Linked DNA regions of Homo sapiens: region 1 is linked to region 2. Evidence: read pairs that join two places in POLR2A ChIA-PET (ENCODE). Cell type or tissue: IMR-90. All regions are shown on one strand. Each heading gives the region's core, and the rest is flanking DNA. Links, peaks and the distances in the headings are about the cores only.

Region 1 (5,393 bases), core at 252-5,251, 190 kb after region 2:
ACCCCGTCTCTACTAAAAATACAAAATTTAGCCGGGCGGGCGTGGTGGCGGGCGCCTGTAGTCCCAGCTACTCAGTAGGCTGAGACAGGAGAACGGCGTGAACCTGGGAGGTAGAGCTTGCAGTGAGCCGAGATTGCGCCACTGCACTCCAGCCTGGGCGACAGAGCAAGACTCCGCGTCAAAAAACAAACAAACAAACAAAAAGAACTCACGGTTCAGTGAGGAAGATAAGCGATTAAATTATTTGTAATTACTACGCCATATAATAAGCTCCAAGATGGAGACTTGGATTGAATCATATGATAGTTCAGAGGAAAATTTAGATTGTCAGATGTAGGATGTCTTTCCAAAGACCTGAGCGCATTCATAGATGTATAGGAGTTCTCCCAATGAAGACTTGGTGAGAGTGGAGCATACTCCTGAACAAATGAGAAAACTTCTAGCCAGGGACAGAGGTTTACAATAACATTTGACATCCAAGTAGCAGTCAATAGAGGCATTGCACAGAAATGGCAAAAGATGTGCTACCATGAACCTGGTCATAAATAATGTTTTTGCACTAGTCAAAATAATTTGAAATGTATCATAAAAGTCTTGGGATATTAAGGTAAATAACATTATCAAATTTTATCAAATTTGCTATAGAAAAATACTGCTTTACTAGTGGCTCTCACATCAAGTTCTTATTCAGGTTCTACCTTTTCACTAAGTCCAACTCTGACCACTTCAATTGAAATTTTACCCAACAAGATATCTGCCTTTCAAATACCCCTTAATTTGCTCTATTTATTTACACAGCATATATACCCTCTCTGCATACATTTATATGTATATTTATTGTCCAGCATACTAACACCTAGAATAGTAATTGTTTTTCATAGTAAGCCTACTCATTCAATATTTGTTGAATTGAAGTATTTCAACAGAGAGGATGAGACGCTAAGTAGTCATAGTGGTGAGACTAAATATAAATTAATCTAAGGAATAAGGAACACTTTGTTCAATGGGGAAATAGTAAACACATAACTGAACTTTTAAAACATCTGATTACTCTTTCACTATATACAGAAAAAAATCACATTAAGGTGATAGTGACAAGCTTTCACAGAGTATAAAATGCAATACAATTTGAGCATGTTTGGTTGGAAGTTGTTATATATTTTTTGAAAACTTACTAGGACACGGTTGGAAAGTCTATTTCAGCCAAATCACTGGCTATATTGCCCAACTTTGCCTATTATATAAGAAAAAAGTCTTACCTTGCTTTGGGAATTCAAGGTGGGAGGATCGCTTGAGGCCAAGAGTTTTAAACCAACCTAGGCACCACAGGGAGAGATCCTGTATCAACAAAAAATAAATTTTCTGTTAAATTATCCAGGCTTGGTGGCCTGCGCTTGTAGTCATAGCTACTCTGAAGGTTGAGGTGGGAGGATCACTTGAGCCCAAAAAAGTTAGAGGTTAAAGAAAGCTATGATTGTGCCACTGTACTCCATCCTGGGCAACAGAGTGAGACCCTGTCTCAAACTAAAAAAAAAAAAGGAGTTAACCAAATATGCAACTTTAGGGAATAAATATTTACTCAGGAAATATGAAGGCTTAGATTATGTTTGTGTGTATGTGTATCTATGTGAGTATGTCTGAATGTGTGTTTGCCTGTGTGCATGCATGCTGCATAACTACACAGAAGGGCTACATAAATAATGCCAAATAACAGATGTGTAAAAAATAGAATGAGAAAGTATCATGATTCCATTTATATGAAATATCCAAGCATATACTAAAGATATAATTTTGACCTGATCACAGACAGATAAAAGTGAAATTTGAAGGGAGTAAGAGATGTTAAAACTAGATAAGGCTGGGCGCGGTGGCTCACACCTGTAATCCCAGCACTTTGGGAGGCCAAGGTGGGTGGATCACAAGGTCAGGAGGTCAGGAGTTCGAGACCATCCTGGCTAACACGGTGAAACCCCATCTCTACAAAAAATACAAAAAATTAGCTGGGCGTGGTGGCTGGTGCCTGTAGTCCCAGCTACTTGGGAGGCTGAGGCAGGAGAATGATGCGAACCCAGGAGGCAGAGCTTGCAGTGAGCCGAAATCACACCACTGCACTCCGGCCTGGGTGACAGAGCAAGACTCTGTCTCAAAAAAACACAACAAAACAAAACAAAAAACGACATAATTGGTAGAAAAACAACATGCTATATACTTTAAAAATATATATTTCAGGAGATTTCTAGTAATTCAGACCTGAAAACAACACTTTTATTGTTGTTGGCAACAGTATATGGACAATAAAGTATGAGTTTATTTGTAATAATTAATTGTAAAACTAATGCATTATTATGGGTAAGACCAAGACTGTAGGGAACAAAATGACAGCTAAAAAATAACAACTGTGCAATATTCTGTCTTCTCAAGAAATATAATTTAATAGAATGTAAATTAAAGCTAAGTACTAGTTTTAAAAATAAGTGTATTATTATAGAAATCAGCACATTGTACATTTAGCTACCATAGAGAGGTGGCACCTATTTTATAACAGGCCTAGCCATACTAGATTAATGTAAACAATGTCTCTAAGGTGTTAAGTCTAAGTAAGTAACCTGTAAGTGTAAGACAAGATCCATTTCTCAGAAACTTCATAGACTTCAAAGGAACCTGCAATATAATTTTCCTATAGCTGTCACTTTTTGGCAGTAGATTTTCATTAGTAGTGTAAACTTCGTGTAGTGTTCTAGAGGCCAGAACAAAATGAAGTAGTGTAATTTTAAAGACATATTCAATACATTTTCATCCATTAGTCCAATTATGACTAATACAATCTTTTTACTTGTTATTTATCAGCTTCTTCAGGAATCAGAACTATCGTGCAAATTTTCTAATTATTTGCCATCTTGTTTGCATAATGGGTAATAATTAATCAAATTCAGTATAAATAAATAACACCTATAACTCTAAACCATAAATGGAAATTTAGAAAAATTGGGGCTCATCTTACAGATTTTTAAATTTAGGTAACATTTTGGTAAGGTCCAAATGATTTTAGAAGTTACACTAGAATATGAGTCCCCTCGTCCATGGAACAAAATAAAACTCCACACTCATTGTGAAAAAGAGTGACTTGTCTATTTAGATACCTTGTAAAGCACTGTGAATCCACTCAGTTAAGTTACTTTATTTGTGATGTAGTATGCTCAAAGTTTTATGAGGTAGTTTGCATTATATTTTGAGTATTAAGTATTGAAAACAGAAACTTAGGGAATATTTTTAAAAAATTTATTCCATCTACTTTCAGTGTTTCAGTTTTTCCTGCTGTAAACCTTTAATAAAGCGAGGGATATAAAAATAGTGAGAAACGCATAAGACAATGGCAAACAACCTCAATATATAATGATTAGCAAGAACACTAGCCCTCTTGAAATATAACATGGAGAAAACAAGCAAGAAAATATTTTAATAATGATGGCATTCAATATTTGGGCCTTATCAAAGTACACCACTGTGTACTTTGATATTATTGCACCCATGAATTCTAAAATGGATATTTTAACTTTATTCAATTTACCAATGAAAAATACAAATGCTTGCAATAATAAGAAATCTTGAAGAGAAAATAAACCTATAAAATTAGAGTCATCTTTAAAAGAAATTGTCTTGGAAGTAGTTTATTGTTCTGCTCATCTAATTTATGCCATTTTAAAAATGTCATAAAAATTTTAACAACATTCTCTACTGAAGAAAAAATTTTTGGGTGTATTAGAAAAGTCTCTTTACATTGAATTTAGCAAGTTCATGCCTAATGCCATATGTGCACCATTCTGTGCTGATGACATTGAAGTCATCTATTCCCAATTTCCAAATACAGACTGTATACTGTGGACTTCTGTTGAATTTCACCCACCCCCAGCCCCCAAGCATCTGTCAGTTCTTTCTTTCTAATAACTTGCTATTTTCTTTTAAATAATCTTCCACCTCATTCCAATTTTTGTCTTGTTGGGAAAGTAAGTCCTGCCACCTTCAAGAAGCCAAGAAAGACAAAATAGTCTGATATTTTATTCCAAACTCCATGAAAAGCATTGTGAAAGAATATTTCAAGAAGTAAAGAAACAGTACTTTATTGCTTTTAATATAGTGTACATTCAGACTATTAGTGTTATAAAGGGTTTTTGCTTCTATGTGCAAAGCCCTCTGGAATTTCCACAATTCATACCCTTTCTCGATCCTGTTACCTGGCCTCCCATTAATTCATTTAAAATTCAATTTTACCTTATTGATCTAGCATGATTTTCTGCAGATGGCTACCAATTAACCACAATTCTCAATTAACTAGGGTGGTCAGGCTATGCTGTCATAAAATTTAGTACAAAATTTCAACAACTTTTTTGTCTGGCTCATTATGTTTTCAAGGCAGAGCAGGGCTTCTGCTCATGACAGAAGATAATAAGCTAATGCAGACTCTACCTTCTTAAAATGGCACCATTTCAACAGAAGGCTTCAGGGGTTGTCCCAGTGGGGCAAGAATTCTCCTACAATGAAGTACTTCAGGAAACGTTATGTGTCACTCAAAGCCCAAAGGCTAGAACTGGACTCCAAAGCCCTGCTTAACTCAAAGGGGCTAGACATTGTACTCTCAAGTGCCTGAAAGGAGAGAGGAACCAGACACTGGGCTCTAGAAGTTACCACCACATCACACATTCATAAATACAAAATAATTTACCTGTACTAAATAATGATTATAATGAAGACTCTGCAAATATGGCCTATATGTTTGTCAACTCTTCAGTCTCACATGTAAAACCTAGAACCCGTACCAAGTTTATTTACTAAATTTTTAAATAGCATAAGGGGTAATACATTCTACCTGAAAAAAATGAAACTTAATTCCTTTTGCAATACCACCTCCTTCCAAGTCTCTTGCTTGAGAATAAATCTGTTTGACTTTAGACTGCATCTATAAGACTGCTGAGAAACAGAGACCAAGTAGAAGCATCCACTATTATTGGCCGTATGGTCATGATTTCCACATAGGTTGTTTGGCCATAGTATAATTGAAGTGGTTTGAATTAAAGGTTATCTGGGGTTAGTCATCGATGTCTCCAGTATGAAAATGTATAGACAACCTGTCAAGTTCTACTTACATGTAATAGCAACATCAAAACCAAAAACTAAGTGGGTGCCAGATTGACCTAAATAAGAGTAACTGAGAGTTGTATTCTTAAAACTATGACTTCAGTCAATCTCAAAGATATAGAGCACACTAAGTAACTACATGCCAATATCTTGGCTGTTAGTATGGAAACTGAGCATCAGAAAATGCAAATATCCTATGCACTTCAGAGATTAGTGAACACTAACCCTAAACTGAAGTTATCTCATAGGAAGGATGTCAC
Region 2 (5,393 bases), core at 304-5,303:
CTATTAGTTCAGTCCATTCAGTTAACTCTTGTTTTGCTTGCTATCCATGAACATTTCAATTTTCATGAGCCCTGTATGTTTTTCCTTTATTCCAATGTCACAATCTCCAAAGTTATCAGAAGCCTGCATTTGAGAACACCTGTCAAAGTTCCATAGCTGATTATAAACATCATGTGAAGAGGATAGGATCAAAACAAGACAACAATGGTTTGTGAGTAACAAAATGTCCAGGGTAGTTGCAGTCAGAAACATGATTGACAAATAAATTTGGTTATCTCCATGGTTTACAATAATTTAACATAATAGCTATAATTATGATTGATAGTATATGCTCAAACATTAGAATTTTTTAAATCCCATAAAAGTTTGGAACTATACATTAGTATTATTATTAGTACTATTAGTATTATTCACAAAAATACAACCGAAAAAGGATTGAACACCGTTTTGTCAATCCCATGTACCTAAAACATACCAGATAATCCATTTACCTTACTTTTTTTGATGCTGCAGGTGTCCTCTGTAGCATCCAAAAGTCTGGTATCAAGAAAGACAATTTTGAAACTGAAGTTTGATTTTGGGAAGGCTGTTAAGTATGTTAGGGATTTAAAATACTTGATGTTATGAAATAGGATTCCAGATTACCATGTTATTTACTTTGCTAAAATGATGACTCAGAAATTCTAAAAGCAAAAATCTGTTATAACACTTTACAAATTTTGCTGAAGAGTAGCTTACTGCTTTAAGAGTGCCTTGTTATGCTTTTATTTCAATGCTGAATTTACAGAAAAACCATATAATATTCTTTGAATTTAGTCAATATGTTCACACATGGGATTTCCTTTGCAAGGTTAATTTTTGCAATCCTTCCACAACTTGTTTGAACTTTTACTGTTATCTTATTTAATTCAAAACAATCTTTTAACCTTAGGCAGAATTTTACATTTCTATGCCTTCTTATAATCTTTTACTAAAAACATATTTTACTGTTCTCACATAACTCAAATGTAAATATATTTTTAGTGGTCTCAATTACATGTTATAATGGTAACTCCTAGCAATTTTTACCTTTAAAGTAAAACCTGGTAAGTTGTTTTAATTATGTGCTAGGGGCAGCCAAGGTTTGACTCCTTCCAGCACAACTAAGGGCGTGGTTAGTAACATATGTCTCCGGGCCTTACCAGTTGTGAAGCCAGCAAATTGAATCATTCTCAAAAAGCATTTTATAGCCTTAAAACATTTAGCAAACCTAGTATCTGACGTGCATAATTTAGTCCACCTATTTAAATTTTGATGACATATGCATTTCACCAAATAATCTTTAAGGCTGTTTTTATTTCTCAAAGATTAAAGTCATGAGAACTAAAAGCTACCACAGCTTTTATCTTTCCATTAAAAAATATTTGATCCAAGTGCTTATTTTTCTTTAGGCCAATTAATTAGAGCTGTTTTTATAAACATCACAAATACAACACATATATAACTACACAGCCAGGCAGAAGAAAACTCAGCAGCCACAAGGTTTTTCATTTGCCAGTCTCCTAATAGGATTATTGTCCTCCAGGCGGATCCCTTTAAGAGACAGGGCTAGGAAAACATGCTGCTTCTAGGGCGTAATAAACAGGCATAATTGGGAAGCAAAAACAGATTTTGAGAGGGATCTATCTGCTTTTAATTCCTGGGGTTCCATGAGGAAAACAGATTTCTTCCCAAAAAGGGGTCAGTGGTGCCTTCTGTTTTTCTCAAGGAGTCCCATGCACCCCAGAGTTACCTTAGAGCCTCACGTGCATGCATCAAGAGTGGCAAGACAAAATGGAGAAAAAGAATTCGGCCAACTGAGAAAAAACCCTTTTTCCAGCAAAACAAAATCCAAGGGGGAAAAAAATTAAATAAATAAAGGCCTTTCAAATATGCCTATAACTTGGATATACACTTTTAATTAAGCTGTGTGCTCTTTAAGAAAATTGTTTTAAATCCCTTGTTATCTGGTTTTAGTTATGCCGAGCAGCCAATATTTCTGGCTTTCAAACTTTACTAAAGGCTCAGGGAAAGAAAAATCCAAGGCTGTTGAGGGGAAAAGAATCAACAAATTGCAAAGGTCATCCAGATATCAAATCAGAAGGAGTTTATTCCTTAAGCCAGGATTGAACCCAGCTGCCACTGTAAAATGGTGGAGGCTAAACGAAACATTGCCATGAGGTTACAGGTCACACTTGAAAGACGTAAAACTAGATGGAGACCTGCGGCAAAGTTGCTACTGACCATACAGAAAGCCATGCAAAGCACACTAGATTGGCTACAGATTAAAATCAACCTCATGAATCATTTTTAATAATTAAAACTTTACAGAGAATATAAACAGTGATCCTTATAATTCCTGGCCTAGTAAAATGTCTTCTAAAAGGAAAAAAAAAAAACAAAACTCTCACTTAAAAGTTAACTGCTGGCAGGGTAGAGAAAGGCAGAAAAGTTTAAAGTGCAGAGTTGGAAAGATGCCTGCAGGAAGAAAATCTTATTCTTATGGAAATGGGTTCCTCCAGCAGGGCGAGGAACTTAAGAGGGGAGCAGGGAGCCTCTGGTTCACCTGTCTATCCCTTAAAAACAGGAAAAGGCTGATATTCCCGACCGCTGGAAGAGACAGGAGTGGAGGGGAGGGAGGTACAATTTCCCCTACTCTCAGAAAAAGTCCGACGACACAAAGGCTTAGAAGGTAAAGGAAAAAAAGGGGCGTTTTTGTTCGCATCTTACTCACCATTTCTCAAGCCCCGTGTTTGGGTGCCAAAATGTTGCAGAATTGTGCTCCTTAGTTCAGCTAATACCTGGGTTCTTTTCACACGACCAGGAATATTTAGGCACACGGGCACATTGAAGGGTCAGTAGAGCAGGGCTCTATTGGGCAAAAAGGAAAACAAACAAAAAACTATTTGCAAAGCAAGAGGGGTTCCTGCTACATAGCACCACCTCACACATTGATTCCCAGGTCACCACAAGAGCTCAAGAGGGCAGGCTCCTCCCCTTTGCAAGGCATGAATTCCTCATGGCTCCACCCACTTGCCCCAGTGAGCATGTCAGGCTCCAGTCCACTGTGGGCATGCCCAGACAAGCCCTGGGCAGGTTCCCTCATCTGCACAAAAGCATCTAATGTAAACACTTGTGAAGAAGGCCAGAAATTCTCTAGGGACCCCTTTTTATCTGCCTAGGCATTTTGCTCCCACTTACACTATTTGGAATTTGCTGAGCTTCTTTCATTCGTAAATGTATGTCATTGACTGTACTGCAGATTTTGAAAGTCTTTGGGTATTTAGAAGTATGCCCCAATTTTAACTTTGGGTACCGAAATTACAAATACGTTAGACCTTTTAATATTGTCCTTCACGTTTTGAGGTTTCCTTATTTTTCTGTTTCAAAGTATCTCTTTAGTCTCATTCATTGTTCTGTGTTCTTTATATTGGGGAATGGCTATTGATCTATTAATTTGTACCATTTTCTTTATATTCAAAGTTGATTCCTTGTAGGCAATAAGAAGTTAGATCTGGCTTTTTGGACATACTATTTTATGTTCAACATATTTTCCTACTATTATTCTTTTTTTGCTGTTGAACTTAATAAATGTTTAATTTCAGATATTTTATTTTTCATTTAAAAAATTTCCATTTGCTTCCTTTGTAACATTCCTTTGTCTCTGCTAATATTTACTGAATGTCCATTACTTGTTTTTGTTTTTGCTTTTTTCCTAGCCAAATTGACAGCAGAGTGTCTAGCAAGACTTGTAGTCACCTATGCTTTTCCACTCTGTGAATGGGAAAAAATATCCCAAGGAAAAAAAAAATAATGCAAATCACTTTAATAACAGTTGCTTTTTCAAATTTTGGCATCTCTTAAAAAAAACTAACTTGTTTATTTTCAGAGTTTTCAATTAGGGTATTTTTAATTTACTTTTTTTACTCTAAAAAATGTATCCAAAGTTCCCCGTCTCTACTTAGAAAAACTACAAAAATTAGCCAGGCGCGGTGGCAAGCGCCTGTAATCCCAGCTACTCAGGAGGCTGAGGCAGGAGAATCACTTGAACCCAGGCAGCAGAGGTTGAAGTGAGCCGAGATCTTGCCACTGCACTCCAACCTGGGCGACAGAGTGAGACACCGTCTCAAAAAAAAAAAAAGTATTCAAAGTTTATAGTTACAATTAGTAGGATGGATGGACTATGGGGAGCTTTCACTGCCAAAGATGAACCAGAATTTCAGGGTTGTATTTTTGCTTTTGTTTTTATTTTTTGAGATTAACTTTAAAATAACTTTATTAAGTCTGCTTTCTGATATTCCACTTACTATAAAAAAGAATTTTATCCAAACAATAAATTAATTTTAATAGACAGGTTTAGAATATTTGTTATTTAGTGTTCATATAAAGAAAACAAATATAGATTTTATTTAGTCTTCTTGTCCTATTATACACATATAAATATATAATTAAAATAAAGCTCTTTAATTTTGTTCCATTTGATCGTGTATTTGTCTTATAGAACCCTTTCTATTTATTGTTTTCTTCCTTCCATTTTGTTGCAATAATGAAACATTGTTATCTATCATTTACTCTCTAAGTACTTTGCTGGTATAAGGACAGGTTATAAACTTTGTATAAATACTTATACTTAACTGATTTCTTAAACTTTAATTTTTTTCGAAGACATAGAATTATGTCATTTAAATTATTTTGTATCAGGCTTTCCAATTTTTTACAACTTAGTTGCTTTTATTTAATTTCATGATCAAGTTAATAAAAATTGAGACATTTCATACAATTTTATCTTTACATATTATACTGGGCTTTGTAGCATCCATTGAAATAATTAATGACATTATCTTAACATTTTTGGAGGTAATATTAATACAATAGATTTCTCCTCATTGATGCACTGTCTCACATGAAGAGAGAATGCTCTATCTCTATTACTGATGCTTCCTCACTGTAACACTTTGTTACCTATCCACTCCTAATTTCATTCTATTCATGATGTGTAGATGAGTTAATGTTAATTGATAAGTTGAGGAAGACAAATTCTTTATAAAGAATACAACTCTCTGTTTTATTTTTCTTTGGAACTAAGAGATTCTCAAAGGCCATATGCACTGCTGTTTCCTCTGGCCCATAGTAAAACAGCTTATTCCTGGGGAAGAATCTGTTTAGACAGAACACCCTTGAACAATTCTGGAATCTAGCATTATAAGCTCCCTTCCCCACAAGAAAGCACTAATCATGTAGAATCTGGTTTAACTTTACTGGTTTCTTATCCAGTTTCTCATTTGATTAAGAACTTGGGCATACAAGAGTGGTGTTATTTATCAACCCCCTTGGTACACCAGCATTTTATTGCTCTTAATTTAATTGAGTATACT

The links. Peaks named below come from ENCODE experiments on the same cell type or tissue, not always from the same donor. Only the 100,000 strongest peaks of a DNase experiment are listed, where the experiment ranks them.
Region 1: POLR2A ChIA-PET joins it to region 2 with 5 read pairs; 2 of 35 experiments call an interaction of 5 or more read pairs at or near these places.

Annotation. Positions count from the first base shown.
Region 1 is chr5:27,276,958-27,282,350 of GRCh38, reverse strand. No RefSeq gene overlaps it. Among named protein-coding and RNA genes, the nearest start is that of PURPL, 190 kb to the left of the region's middle. In IMR-90, for the core only: no CTCF peak of the experiment used is centred there; no DNase peak of the experiment used is centred there.
Region 2 is chr5:27,469,879-27,475,271 of GRCh38, reverse strand. PURPL (p53 upregulated regulator of p53 levels) reads right to left here and starts at 2,980. Exons shown (of 5, transcript NR_038848.1): 1 at 2,753-2,980. RefSeq lists a silencer at 2,508-2,715 and enhancers at 2,920-3,209, 2,770-3,289, 2,296-3,495. In IMR-90, for the core only: no CTCF peak of the experiment used is centred there; no DNase peak of the experiment used is centred there; H3K4me3 peaks cover 2,013 bases.